2 separate regions of the Homo sapiens genome follow, and region 2 is linked to region 1. A link is a contact called in ENCODE Hi-C data. All regions are on one chromosome and are shown on one strand. The core of a region is the stretch at or near the end of the contact, and the rest is flanking DNA. Distances in the headings are between cores, read along the strand shown.

Region 1 (7,814 bases), core at 1,733-4,232:
GAAAATGATGACAAGCTGTATAGTAAGGGTTTGGGCACCTCTTTTTAGAAAATAAATTTTAAAAATAAAAATCAGTAGATTCTCTGAGAAGACAAAATTACACCAAAGAGAAATACTTTTAAAAGCATCCACACAAACATTGTCCCCTGTTACATAAAAAACCAGCCTCCAAGATAGAACGGCGGCTTCTTCTGAAAAAATTCTTGGTTGTCCCTGATACCCAGGGCCTGGCACACTTAATAAATGTGCAGGAAGCTTTCGTTCCCTTCTCTCCTCCCACCACACATAGAAGAAAGAAACATTTTAAGACTTGAAAGGAATGCTCAATTTTTAACATCAACTGTTTCAGAGTTATCATACTTTAGATACATTTTTGCAAGATTTTTCACCAACATTTTCAATAGAGACCACAGTGACCTCACTCTTCTAAATGATCTCACAGTAAGAACTGCATTCTAAAGAGCCCTGAATTTTAATACTTTTTCTCATGCAACTGACAGCAAAAAGGATAGATAATGTGGGCGAGTTTTCCTCTGGAGTCACAATCCAGACTTCCAGGCAAGCCTGTCCCCTCCTACCAGCTGTGTAAGCATGAGGCCTGTCACTGTCCTGAAGTCATTGAGAGTTCTTCCTCACTCTTTTCCTGGATTATCCTTGCATCCTCCATGCTCACAACAAGGGCCTGGAACTCAATGGGGACTTTATTATGATCTGCACAAGGCACTCATCTTTAACTTTTTGTTACTTATGCCCTTTCTTTTCATTTTTCATCAGACATTTAATTTATAAACTCCCCGGTTTTATTCAATAGAATACAACGAACCAGCAAATAAAAATGGAAGGCATAGAGGAGAGAAAGACAGGGGTAGAGATGTCAATGGATTGCACAAAACTATGTGGGAAAAAAAAGAAAAAAAACAATTTAAAAATAAAAATAAATTAAAAATAAAGAGATATCAACGGAGCCCGGAATTCAATTTAGAAATGCATACACTCGTTAGAAAAAAAAAAAAACACACACATAAGCTTAATTCTATGCTTTCTAGTCACCAGTGTCCAAGAAAGAAGGAGATGAGGATAAATTTGGTCAATGGTAAATTCACAGTATTCATGAGATGAAAATGAGCCAATTAAGCAAAGCACCACTATTCTGAAATCTAAGACCAGACAGGAAATTTTGCTGAAAACCATTCAAAAGCACCATCAAAAGAAGTTATGAAAAATGGTCACTAGAGAATACGCTTCTACTGTGGGGGCAAGAATGCCCTGGATAAATAAATACATTTTTCTTCTTGTCAAGATGGAAAGGCCAACAGAAGAGCTGGATTACAAGTTTAGCAAGGGCCAGGAGCAGTGCCTCACGCCTGTAATCCTAGCACTTTGGGAGGCCAAGTCGGGCGGATCACGAGGTCAGGAGATTGAGACCATCCTGGCTAACATGGTGAAACCCCGTCTCAACTAAAAATACAAAAAATTAGCCAGGCGTGGTGGCGGGTACCTGTAGTCCCAGCTACTCAGGAGGCTGAGGCAGGAGAATGGTGTGAACCCGGGAGGTGGAGCTTGACATGAGCCGAGATCACACCACTGCACTCCAGCCTGGGCAACAGTGCAAGACTCCGTCTCAAAAAAAAAAAAAAATTTTCAGCAAGGGCTCCTCTAGTAGTAGATCCTAAGAATTCCCCCTCATAAGCTACTACGTGTAGTCATGTCCACAATATAGATGCTAGCTACAAACTGCTCAGGAAATCTACCCCCTAAGAAACTCTCCTTAGCTACCACTAAGTGAAGAATCAAATCATAGGGTTAGAAAAGAAGCCAGTAAGGTGAATAACAGGGAATTCACAGAGGGAAAACTTCGGTGGCCAAGAAACATGAAAAGTTGCTTATCTCCCAAGAAATGTGAAATGTAAATTAAAATAACAATGACATATTATTCCTCTCCCACTAGATTGACAAAATGTTTAAAGTCTAACAATGTAAAACATTTCTATGGATGTGATGAAATTTCTCTGAAATTGTTGGAGGAAGTGTAAATTGTTATAACTACTTTGAAAAGCACTTGGCCTGTATCTTGGAAAATTATAAATCAGAACCCTTCAGGGCCCAGCAATTCTATTCCAGGTATTCATCCAAGAGAAGTTCTCACATATGGACTCAAGAAGAGTCATTGTAATATGATCAGTAGAATATTACAACATTCATTGTCATAGAGTCAAAAGCTGGAACAACCCGAGTGTCCATCCATAAAGAAATAGACATTGTTTAAAATAAGGTGATATATATATATATATATTAGATTAAATCAGATCTACATATTTGAACAGAAAGACACTGCTATGCGAAGTGAGAAAGAAGATAAGCAAAATTGTATACTGATACGTACATGTAACATAAAACAATCTGTGTGAACTTTTAAAAATACACAAAAAATAATATCACATAGTGTTCACAGTCAAGTAGATATGCCAAGTATAGAAAGATGATTCCAAGGAAGGTGGCCTTGGGAAAGGAGAATGGGTCTGGGGTTACACACACACACACACATACACAGAAACTATTTATACCATTTATGTTATTAAACTGCTAAACTATTTTATTAAAAGAAAAAATAGCTTAAAAATATTCAACTATTATTTCTGAATGTAATTATATAAAGTTATTATGTCATTATACTTTTTTGAATTTTTAAAATTTATGAAGAAAAAAGAAAAGAAAGAGACAGCAAGCAAGAAAGGGTGGGAGGGAGAGAGGGAAAGAAAGAGAGACAGAGACTGCAACAACCATACAAAGGAAATAACTGCAGGAAAGCCAGACCCCAGGGTTTCTCAGTGACTCAGTGGACAAACACACCCGAGCTCAAGTTCTTGGTTCCCTGGACCACCCAAACAGCAAACAGCTAACAGCTTTCTTTCCCTGCTCCACAGCCTCCGCATGGAAACAGAAGACCAAGGTGTGTGCTGCGCTGCCCCCTCCTGGTGACTTCCACCTGCCTCCAGGAGGATCTCCACAGCCCTGGCCTCTCCTGCTCTCTGCCTCAGGGCAACTGATCCCAAAGGCACAGGGTTAGGAAGGAGAGAGGAAGTGCCAGGTCAGGGCCACTGACAGGCGGGCAGCAGGCTCTTTCCCAGAAAACCACTCCCCACTGCCCCTGTTAAAGTGCAGTGACACTGTGGGCTCTTCACCGAGTCAAGCTCTGCTTAATAAAACACATCTCCAAAAAGGGTGCCATTCCCTCAAGGGAGCAGTGGGAAGGCCCAGAATTGTGGCACACACCCCAACCAGGAGATTTCTCTCCATGACAACCTCAAACTCCTCTAACCTAGGCCCACTGCTCTAGAAAGCTTAGGCCCAGGGGCTTCCAAGCACAGCCCCTCCGCCCCCAGAGCCCATGTCCCCGCACTTGCCTCACAGGAATCTCACGAGGTCCACGGAGTTTTCATCTTCTCAGAAAATTGAGCTTCCCTCCACCCCCCAGCCTGCAGACGTTGCTTGCATGCTCTCTTAGGCAAGTCAGCGGCCCTTAAATAGTGACCAAGAGGCATGGTGAATTCGGATTTTTTGTTTCATTTGGTACTCCTTAGGAATTTCTCTCACCTCGTCAGTCCCTCAGGGTCCCTGGCCCTCAACCTTTATTAATAATCTGCCAGGAATCATTGGTGGCCTTCAACCATCCTGTTCTGCCCAGAATGTGCCTTCCTCCCTTACCAAGTCCATATACAGGACTCTTGCTAGGACCTCATATTATGAGGGCAGTTTTTGCTGTTATTTTTTGCACATTTACTACATCCCAAGGTCATTAACTATTGCCCTAAAGATTGGATCTTATATGATAGAGTCTTATCAATGTACTCATCTAAATCTATCCCAGGACCCTCCACGACTGCTTGAGTGATTTGTAGACACAACACCAAAAATGCTTTTTCCAATCAGAACATTTTTATTCCATCGGTTGGCATGCAGTTTTAGCATTTATTGCACTTGTAAGTTTGCAATTAAGAATTAGAGCAATGGGAGGTACTCTTTGTACCCTCAATTTTATTTTTCTATGAGTCTACCTGACCCCATAACTGAATTGCTAGCTCCTCATCTCATCTCACTGATCTCCGTTTCCTAGCACAGAGCTGATGCTCAAGGAATGTCTGCTCACTTAGGGCACCCAAACTGATCCTCCACCTGGAGTTTATCACCGTCATAGGACACAGCTTCACTTCTCATGCAGAAAACAAGCAAACAAAGGAAAGACAATAACAGAAGGGGGTGGAAAGCTGATTTGGAACCCCAAATTTGTCCAATCTAAAAGCTAATTTAGATTACAAGAACACAACATATTCAAACCCACTACTTATTTACTTATTTATTTAAGTGATAAAAACCAGCTAGCCACAGTGGCTCACACCTGTAATCCTAGTACTTTGGGAGGCCAAGGCAGGAGGCTTGAGTCCAGGAGTTCGAGACCAGCTTGGGCAACATAGTAATACCCTGTCTACACAAAATTTAAAAATTAGCTGGGCATGGTGGCAGGTGCCTGTGGTCCCAGCTGCTTGGGAGACTGAGGTGGGAGGATCACTTGAGTCCAAGAAGTTAAGGCTACAGTGAGCCATGATAGCGCCAACTGCACTCCAGCCTGGGTGACAGAGCAAGATCTTGTCTAAAATAATAATAATAATTGCCCTCAGCAGATAAGCATTCATTTGCCACAGAACCCCAACATGTGAGGAATGTAAGACTAGAAATGGCCTCCATGATTCTTCAAATCCAGCAATTCTTTATCTTGAAGGAGATGATGCTCTAAGGAGAGACAGTGGACACTGCCACAGGATATGATGAGCCAAAAAGAAAAGGTTTTAAGAAGAAGTACATGCACTTGCCCTGTGAGGGCACAGTGGAAGGAACTACAAAAATTATTGGAAATATATATTTGTTTATATATATTTAAATAATTGGGCAGGTCAGTGAAGGCTTAAAAGGAGAAAGGGCATTGAGCTCAAGCTTTGAAGAGTGATCGGAAAGTGGATAAAGAATTAGAACATAAACACAGTACATGCTATTTGTCATCTTGTTTTGTGTTGTCACCAAATCTTCTCCAGTCTCAATTTGACATTCAGGACCTTTACTAAGACATTTTTCTGAGGGTAAAGAATTTCCTCTTCTTTGGCTTAACAAAAAGCTTATAGCTGGCTTTTTGGAAAATAAGAGAAAAGAGGTAATTTTAGAGAAAATTCACAGAAATATTTTTGACTTACAGGTTCCTGGAAAGGGTCCTCATTACATTTTAAAAGGTTTCACATTTGCTTTAACAACCTATCAAATAATTCCTCTAGGTAATCTCTTCAAGCAACAAGGAGTAGTATCTAATGCATCTTGTCTTTAAGCATATTAGCTTAATAGTGGTATTACTCAAAAGAAAAATTCCCCTTTAGCCTAGACTTTATTACCTGAACTGTACTTTGGCAACACATCAAAATGAAATGGAAGCAGCTGTGAATATTTCAAATGGTGACTCTTCAAAGTGGAATCGTTTCCTGCTACCCCATCCTCCCTCCTTATAGATAGATCAATAAAATAGATAGATACATAGATAGATAGAAGTTTTTTGTTGTGTGTTTTTTTTTTTTTTTTTTTTGAGACGGAGTCTCACTCTGTCACCCAGGCTGGAGTGCAGTGGCGCGATCTCGGCTCACTGCAAGCTCCCCAGGATGGTCTCCATCTCCTGACCTCGTGATCCACCCGCCTTGGTCTCCTGAAGTGCTGGCATTACAGACGTGAGCCACCGCGCCCGGCCAATAGATAGATTTTTATCAAATCTAATCTATCAATCAATCTATCATCTCCAGATGATATCTATCAATCTATCTATCATCTCTAGATAGACAGATGATAGATAGATGATTGATTGATAGATTAGATTTGATAAAAGTAGATAGACCTCAAATTCCCAGGCTTACAGCCACGGCATTTCAACTATGACAGGATTCTCTCTGCTCTAAGGTTTCTTTCATAGGGAGTAGAATAATCCTTTTCTAAAAAAAAAATTCCCTTGGTCCCTGGGTTCACAGCTAGCCAGTTTCAGTTTCTCAGCAAAAATGCTGAGAAAGAGTTTTGAAAGTCAGTCCCTGAGCAGGTGCAGGTGATACGGAAGATCAGACTCTCAGTCTGTGGCTCTATTCTTGAGGGGGTATGCACCCCAACTGTGAGGACGTGAATGGAAAGAACGCTAAATGAGCAAGCCCAAAATCTAAATTTGAAGAGCTTACTACTGCATGCTGTTGAGCAGTGGCATTTTCAGCTTTCAGTTTCTTTTTGGCCATGAGCTTTGAAGTAGCACCAGTAACTCCCTCTTTATGGAGTGCTAACTGGTGTTAGCCAGAAGGCTACCCAGGGACTGTCTCCTAACAAAATAATGCTACCAGGAGAGTTCTATGATTGTTCCCATTTTTCAGAAGACAAAACTGGGGCCTCGCCATGCCAGATCACTTCCCCTAAGTCACATAGCTGCCAAAACAGGATTTGAACCCAGATGTACCTGCCTCTGAAGTCTGAGCCCATAGCCACTGTACCACGCTCTAGGACTGGGGACTTGTAAATCCAGCACCTTCACGATAAATAATTTCTAGAGTTTTTGCACAATGGACCTTTACAAATAATCACAGCCCAAACACAGCAGTCAATGGAAAAGAACAGGGATACTTTTTAGGATGATGTCCTGTATTATATTTACATAGAGCAACAATAGGAGATAAATAAGAAATCTTCAGATTCTTACACAATGCCTCTGAAAACTGCAGCTTATTAGAACAGCCCAAATACTCCGGGCATTTACAAATTTGAGTGCCTGGAAAATAATTGGTAGTGTAGGATGAGGACTAAACATACTGCACTAGCTTCACCTCTTACTGGCTATATGACCTGAGACAAGTCCCTACGCCTCAGTTTCCTTGTCTGCAAAATGCAGTAACGACAGTAACTGCCTCCTAGGGTTGTTGGGAAAATTAGAAAACCAGACTGCACATGAGAATTTCAATTAATGCTAATTATTATTTAAAATGAACAGACCAGTTTCAAGGCCTGGCTTGGTTACTAACTAGCTGGTGAGCTTAATGTCACCCAGCCTCTAGTGCAAGAGGAAATTTGAATTGATAATATCTCACATCTCTTCAATACATAAATTATGAGAAAAAATCTTCAAAATATTATAAAGAAAAAAATTACACTCTGTATTTCTCTCTGAGTGTTTATATAGCACTTTTCTTATCTGTTCCCACCAATATGGTGATTTCCAACAGGGACCACCAAAATTTATGATGAGAAAAAAAAACTTAACATTTTCTTTCTCATAAAACATATAGGTCTCTATAATGAAAGGATAACTTTAATTTAACTTATTGCCAGAGCCCTGAATGCAAGTTTAAGACTGGATCTCAGTCTACAAGTAGCATGATGGGTAAATCTTAGCAACTGATGATCAGCCAGAGGTCACAGTCAAAAGCACGTGGTCGGGATCTGACCAACAAGGGTGCTTTATTTTTTAGAAAATTTTAATTAGTCACTAACATTTGAGATTGAAAATTTTCACATTTAAAAAGTTTTGAATTTCCATGTTGTCTTAAGAAAACAGAAGGTCCATGAAACTGAACCAGCATCTCCTCCTGGCAACCACGAGCTGTGCTGCCCCTGGGTTGTTCGGAGCACATTTCCAATTGGTTCCATCTTGAGCAACTTCCGATCTTTCACTGGCCCATGGAAAGATTTTATGACACCTGATTTAATTCTTGCTCATAAGAGACTTTAATGCTCCAACTAATCTCCTACATGAA
Region 2 (7,814 bases), core at 1,715-4,214, 130 kb before region 1:
AGACAATAACTATATTGTGAATCTACTAAGTACTAGATACATGCATTGTTAACTTATTCTCACAATCTACGTGGTGGAAATGAGTATCCCCCTTTTACAGAAAAGGAAAAACTGAGATTTAGTGAGGTTAGGGGATACGTCCACATCATGGGCCAAACAGGGATTGGAACTCAGATCTTCTTGGCATCTACATCCTGTACCTTCCATTGTGCTATCAACCTCTCAGTTCAACTCTGTTCTCCAGGTAGTGGGTTACATGGTGGCCTGTAAAAAAAGATATGTCCAATCCTGAGCCCTGAAACCTGTGACAGTGATCTTACTTGGAAATAAGGGCCTTTGCAAATGTTATTAAAAATTACTAAGATGAGATTATCGTGGATTTAGGGTAGGCTTTAAATCTAATGAGAATTTCTATAAGAGGAAGAGAGGACACAGAGACTCAGGGAGAAGGCGAGCTGAAGGCAGCTGCAGTGACTGGAGTGATACAGCTACAAGCCAAAGGATGCCGATAATTGCCCCTGGAAACTAAGAGAGACCCTCAGGTCCTCCAAAAGGAACCAACCCTGTCAACACCTCACTTTCAAACTTCCAGACTCCACAATGATGAGAATAAATTTCTGTTGTTGTAAACCATCACGTTTGTGGTAACTTGTTATGGCAGCCCCTGGTTCACATCCTGAAGAAGTTCCCCAGAGATCTTTGCTTCTGCTGTCCATGGCGGGTGGGGGGTGGAATTTAGTTTCATTCAGAATCCTAAAGCTTTACTGATCTTCCGTGCCTCAGAAGCTCCCTATTTCTGATTCAGCCTTTCAGCTATGAGGTCCCACATAGCTTTACTCAGAAACATTCACACATCTCAACAAAAGTGAACTCAACTGAGAATCACATCTTTTTCATCTGTTTCTTTGAAAGCCCAGTAGCACCTTTGACAGGAGTGGCATGTGGTCTAATGCTTTGGAGCAATCCAGTTTAATGCAGCAACAGCAGACCCAAGCTCCTCTCACCAGATGAACACTATGGCACAATTATTAATATGGGGGTATAGGAAAGAAGGTGCCACTCTGTGTGCAGAATTCTGTGCCAGCTTCTAGGAGGGTGGGAAGATAGGTAACAATCATGATAATCATTGTTATGGTCATTGCTTCTGTTACTGCATGCCATGCTGTCTGAATGACTTGCCAGACTTTTTTTCCACTTAAATCTCCTAGTCACCCCACCCTTGTTTTAATGAGGACAAATCTAAGACTTGGAGAGTTAAGTGCCAAGTTCAAGGTCACCCAATCAATAAGTTGAGGGTGGTGGGAGGAAGAGGGTCAAACCAAGTGGAGTAGGCAGCTTAAGGAAGTGGACCAGAGGTGGTGGGTGGGGAAGCATGGCTGGAGTGACAATGTCCTGAACTTGGGATGCTCTTTTGAGAAGCTTGGACTTAATCTACTCAGCTGCGCAAGTTGCCTAAGGCTCAAGCCTGCATCTTGGGAAGATAATGTGGGGCTCAGGGGGTGGAAGCATGGTGAGAAGGGGAGAGAGAAGACCAGCTTGGCCCTCTCAATTACAAAGGGCCTGGAGGATGGTAGACAGGGTGGGGGTACACAAAATGGACAGGTTTGAAAGATTTGGGTGAGGAAGACTTGGCTTGATTTTGGAACCACATTCAAGAGCCCAGGGAGAGGAAAGCTGTCCTGGGTAATCCAGGAGTTGGAAGGATGAGCAAATTGTCCACTACAGCAGAAGGCACGGGGCAGGTGTGTCTGGGAACACGTGATGAACTCAGTTAAAAAAAAAAAAAAACTGATCTTTTTGCCTCTGGAACCCACAAAATCCAGAGGTGTTTGGTTAGCAGATGGTGCTGTAGCTTCTGTCTTCTCTCCTCAGATCTGATAGATTTCCTTCAAGGGAAATTGGTTGGATTTTAGAGGGTGTATCTCCAAATTAAAACCATGAATAGCTTTAAGCTCTCCAAAGGAAACAGCCTACATACTGTGGCACTGTGATGCAAGATGTAGAAGCTGCTGGCCTATTTCCCCAAAAGGTCCACCTTTCCAGCAGCGGACAAGTGTGTCTCATAGGCCCAGAACTCACCAGGACACAGAGCACCCAGAAACACTGTCTGCATCTCAGGGAAGAAATTGCCAAACTTAGCAAGAAAAATTTAGAACTGAGAGCTGCCTCAGCCTCTCTTGGGAGCCCATTTAGGGCTGCCTACAGGGTTGGGGGCTCCAGAGCCCCTTTCTTGCTCCTGTTGGGCTGCCCCACCTCTGAATAGCCATGCCACCCTCTCTCCATGCATTACTAGAGGAAAAGAAGAGCTAGTAGCCCAGGGCCAACATACCAATTTGCCAGGGTCTAAGATGATCTGAATTCTGCATGCTGATCTCAGTAAGAAGCAGGTGGAAAGGGTGCCAACAAGCACTGGCCACAGAGTCAAAAGATCAGTTTCTGAATTCTGGCTCAGCCTGTCGACTAGGGAGAGCCACAGATTGCTGGTGGTGGGTCGTGAGGGTTCTCTCAGAACCACTGTTACTGCCATTGTGTGCCCTGCAGTGCCAACAGCCAGCACCTGTGTCACTTTTCTGGAGGCCTTCCCTTGAGCTATTGGAGCCCATTTTTGCCTGTTGCAACCTGCAGCTAATGACTGACAGGTGTACACATATGAAAGCCCAGCTCCCTAAGCTCAGGGTGGGACAACTCTGAAGGGCAACTTAAACCACTGAAACTAAATGGCTGAAACCACCTCCACAAGGCTTTGGCTCAAATCATACTCCTGCTTAGCTCCTCCCCCACTGTCCTGCTTCCCCATACCGGTCCCAGGCACACCCTTAATAAATTACTTGCACATGAATCCTCATCTCAGCATCTGTTTCCAGGAAGCCTGACTTAAGACAAGTATCTACTCAGGGCTGTTGTAAAGGAACCACGTCTGAAAGCCACGAGCAGAATGTCCAGCCAGAAAGTCACAAACGGCAACATTTGGCATCAACACTTGTTATGTTTGGCTCATAGAGACCTTAAAAAATGTGAAGGGTCTTGCCAACATTTAAAAACTAGAAAATTTCACATAAAAACCCGGATCTCCCCTTGTCTTAAAAAAATCAGAAGATTTGGGTACGCTAGGCTTTCATTCCTGCACGCCAACATGGGCTGGGCTAGGGGCAGCCCTATCCTGTGCATGGGGCATTCTCCTCCACCCCAGCTACTGACGCCCAGGACTGTCCCAACCTGTAGTCATTTGAATCAGGAACCTATGGTCTACCACATAGAAAGTACTCAATAAAGTTGGTTGCATCTGAATAAGGTCTCATTTTCCTTGAAAACAATTCAATGCAAGGGCTGCTGAAGTCCAGGAGTGAGTAATTGTGTAAGAGGATGCATCGCTCTGTACCACTCCGACTTGGTCCTCATGCCTGGCAAGGCATTGATGTACACTTCCATAAACACTCTTCTGAAAGAATATGAATCAATAACAAGAGCTGTCATGATAGGAAATTTGTTTGATGGGGAACACAAAATGAAATGAAATAAAAATCACTCGTGGTTTTAGTATGTAGGCGAGAAAAACAAAAACAGGTCTTAGTTTCAGATGTTGTTTTATGTTGCCATAAATAAAAGGGTAGCTACAGCTCAAAAATTACATTTTTTAAACATTTCAAAATGTTGACTTGCCCAGCCTGGGTACTTTTAAAAAAAAAAAATGATTGTAGTAGAAGCCCTTTTAACCAATGAAACTGACAGTAGGTCATTTAAGGAAGTGGAGTTTCCGAAAGCACTCAACCCAGATGTTCAGCCAGGAGTGTCCAGGGTGTAGGTTGGTCATTGTGTTTTACAGAGAGATGGCAAGCAGCAATTAATGAGCATATCTGTTAAGTGGAGCTCAGATAAGACAGTGTCTACTGTTGAGAATGCACCTCGTAGACCTTCAAGGACAGGGAACATAGTTGACCAAGGGTACCAAATGCTGAACTCAGGAATTTATCGCCTCATTTGCACAGAGGCCAAGCTCCAGAGCCAATGAGTGAGAGTGGTGGAAATATAAAGGCAGAACCCTCCTGGGAGACAAGGAAGTCTTCTGATGGCTGATTTGGCTCAAATACTCCCCAGCAGCCTCGCCAGTAACTCCCTAGAGTGAACGGCAGTCGAGGGTGCTTGACCTAAGCCTCCATCCCTCTCTTATTCACCCACAGTCCTGCTTGCATTGCAGTCTGATGCTCTTACAGATCCTTGCTCTCGGATTCCCTTCCCAGTTTCTCTCACCCAAGAGTTTCTCAGGATAAAAATCTTTGCAGCTTTAATTCCATCTTGGTGTCTGCTTCTGAGAGGACACATTCTGCACTGCAAAATTCCTATTGCCCACATTTGGTAAAATCTATCTACTCTACCCAATAAATGAAGGCTCCTAATTTCTTCATATTCCCATGAATCGAAAGGAAAAAGCACTTACAAAGGAAACCTAAGATGAGTGGGCTTTGAGGAATTGAGTATAGAAGTAAGAAAGTGAAAAAGAAAAAGAAGAAGGCTTCAGTGGGGGAGGAGTGTCAAGGGAAAAGAAGGTGACAACTTCTTTGTTTTTCCTCCACTTGGACAATTTTCTAAGAATATGGGCATGGAGACCCCCTGAAATAGCCTATTCACACCACTAGAAAAAGACTCTCTGATACTTTATGCATTACCTATCTTGCTCCAGAATTCCAAATGCTAAATTGCAATTTGGAGATGAAATGTATCATCCCTTAGAGGACTGCTGGCCAAGAAGTCCTTTATGGTGAAAATGACAAACACAGGTTGTCACTCTCTGTATCCCAAACCTCAACATTTCTAGATTTTCATTTTGTTGAAAGGCAGAAAAAGGGAAGTAAATGGGCTTATGAAATATGTAAAATGCACCTCATAACCAAGAAAAGAAAGAACACAGCAATTTACACACATTCTCTCTTCTCTCTCTCTCTCTCTCTCTCTCTCTCTCTCTCTCTACTTCTCTCCCTCTCTGCTAAGAGGGTTAATATTATAAGGAAACCTTCAGGCTGGTTATTTTATAATTCACAGCAAAATAAAAAAAGGAGACAAAATCAGCAGCATCATTTATAAACCCTGGAAAATGGAAGTTTCCAAGCTGTCATAAATAAGGATGGAAGCATTTGCCAAGTCAGAAATTTTGCCAAGTTTGAAATCCACTCAATCCTTACATCTTGGAGCTCAGAACGGAACACCAACCTTTTGGGATTTGTAATTATTTCTTCTCAGCAAAACTTCTTGCTATTTATAAGGAAGTAAAAACAAAGAGCAAAAAATACAACATGGAAAGTTTTTTAAGAAGAGCTGGGAGTGTTACAGCACAGTAAGCACTGAGGAGGTGATAATGGTAAATGGTGTATGTACTGGGATTACATTCCCATTTGATCAAATAGAACTGAAAATACATGGTATTCCTATTCCATAGGGGTGTGTGTGTGTGTGTGTGTGTGTGTAAATTCTTGTGCCCTTTCCTTGCTCTCTCTCTCTCGCACACACACATAAACATGCAAGCTAAGTACATTCCGCCCAACCAATTTGAAAATTTTAAAGTGTGAAAATTAAAGAAAAGACAAAGCATATTTATGGTGTTTGTCTTGAGTAAAAAGAGAACTGAAAGAAAAGAGAAGAAAATGATTTTTTTAAAAAAAGATAAAAGAGAAATAAAAAAAAGAAAACAGGTTACAAGGGCAGGGATACTTCATGCATTTACACCAAGTCAAGAAGAATTACAGCCACCAAAATGAAGAGCAGAGATCTTATGGCTAGCTCAGAACTTGCAGCCTAGAGACACCCAAGAGACAAAGGAAAATCATTGGCCTCAGAGAAACAATGCCAGAAGCAGAGATTTTATAGGCAGACAAATCTGATGTGTGTGCCCTTGGAAAAGTCATTTAACTTTTTAAGCCATTGTTCTCTTATTATGGGCAGTGATAGTATCAATATTATACACATTACCATTAGGCCATAGCCCATAAGGCCAAAGATGGAGTTGCTTGGTTTGTGGAGGTACCTCCCAGCACCTAGCTCACTGGCCGACATACACACTTGATCCTTGAACAACGCAGGTTGGAACTGCTTAGGTCCGCTTATACACAAATTTTTTTCAATGAATATATTCGAAATTTTTAGGAGATTTGAAACAATTTGAAAAAATTAACAGATGAACCTTGTAACATAGAAATATTGAAAAAATTAACGAAAAGTTAAATATGTCATGAATGCGTAAAATACATGTAGATACTAGTCTATGTATTAACCAACTGTTCACGGAATTAGTAAGACTTCTGGTCAAAAGTAAGCTATTGGCTGGGCACGGTGGCTCACACCTGTAATTCCAACACTTTGGGAGGCCGAGGCAGGCAAATCACTCGAGGTCGGGAGTTCAAGATCAGCCTGGCCAACATGGTGAAACCCGATCTCTCTTACAAATACAAAAATTAGCTAGGCGTGGTGGTGCACGCCTGTAGTCCCAGCTACTAGGGAGGCTGAGGCAGGAGAATCACTTGAACCTGGGATGCGGAGGTTGCAATGAGCAGAGATCGCACCACTGCACTCCAGCCTGAGCAACAGAGCAAGACGCTGTCACCAAAAAAAAAAAAAAAAAGAAAGAAAGAAAGAAAAAAAGTAAGCTATTAGTAGTTAAGTTTTGGGGCAGTCAAAAATTATACTCATATTTTCAAATGTGCAGGGGATTGGTGCCCTTAACCCCCACATTGTTAAAGGGTCAACTATAATTGACACTTAATAAATATTTACTGGAGTTGGAAGAGATTTGATGGAAGATAAAATGAGATCATACATTAAAGAATATAACATATGTCTCAGGGTTTTGTCAAGGAAAAATAACTCACCCCATATGGTTCAAATGAAGAGATATATTGTAGGGCCACACAGAGAGATGCGGGCGGGGTAAAGAAACAAACAGGAAATAGGCACTCAGGAACTGACAACAGTGGGAAGCCCTTACCAACTCCAGGGATCAGGAAGGGAAAATAGCTTTGCTGGATCCCAGACAGAGCTGGAGCCACAGAGAAGGCGCCATTCTGCAGGACTCCAGATAGGGAGGGCTGAGCCTGTTTAAGGCTGGCGCCTCCACAGGGGGAACACAACAGACATACCCTGAACGCCTCCTCTGCCTGAGACCTGCCAGTGCACCCCATGGGTCAGACACCCTGAGAAGCCAGCAGGAGACCTGCATGTAATTAGACGTGGCATTCAATTCAACAGCGTTGAGTGAAGCGTGATGGAGAGGTAATCAATCAACCTCCCCAAGACCCAGGAGCCTGGAGTAAACGCAAAGAGGAAAATCTGCCTTGAGAGCAGTCTTTGAAAAGCCTGGAAGCACCCTCAGAGGCTGTGTCCTAGTTCAGGTGACAAACCTAGAACTCTCCACAGGTAAGGTAAAACAGTGCTGGCGACTCTGTACTTCCTACCCCGACTCAAGGGGCTTGAGGTGAAATTGCATGAATTTACTTGAGGCTGAATTAAAATCCTTAAAGCAAACAGCCGTGGCCTATGTTTCTATATAATAATTCAGCAAGACTGATTACAGCATGATGATAATTTTTAAAAAGAGATGGAAGCGTGGTTAATAAACACAAAAGAGGTTTCTCCTTTCCTTCTTGGCAACAGGATAAACATTTCTAAAAGAGAGAGGGAGGGAACTTACTGTTCATTAATTTATGGTCAGGCAGAGATTTTAACTCAGTAAACACAGGCTCCAGGGTCTTGTAGCGTGTGAGATGGGGCTTGACCAAATGACTGGAAAATTAGCATGTGCCCTCAGCAGTCTCTCTCAATCACTGGCT

The links. Hi-C counts contacts between places; a loop is a spot of excess contacts on that map. Pooled maps may share reads with other maps.
Region 2: a pooled map shows a loop between it and region 1 (2.7-fold over the local background). The contact joins two enhancer-like sites. A Hi-C loop is called at or near these places in 3 of 37 single-sample maps with no recorded cell type and 4 of 50 pooled maps.

Annotation. Positions count from the first base shown.
Region 1 is chr9:84,692,864-84,700,677 of GRCh38, reverse strand. All of the region lies in intron 2 of NTRK2 (neurotrophic receptor tyrosine kinase 2), which reads right to left. Among named protein-coding and RNA genes, the nearest start is that of NTRK2, 27 kb to the right of the region's middle. RefSeq lists an enhancer at 6,333-6,592. Within about 2 kb of position 2,982, at least 3 of the 41 ENCODE cell types and tissues checked have a DNase peak (open chromatin) inside an H3K27ac peak, as active enhancers do.
Region 2 is chr9:84,818,966-84,826,779 of GRCh38, reverse strand. All of the region lies in intron 12 of NTRK2 (neurotrophic receptor tyrosine kinase 2), which reads right to left. Among named protein-coding and RNA genes, the nearest start is that of NTRK2, 150 kb to the right of the region's middle. Within about 2 kb of position 2,964, at least 5 of the 41 ENCODE cell types and tissues checked have a DNase peak (open chromatin) inside an H3K27ac peak, as active enhancers do.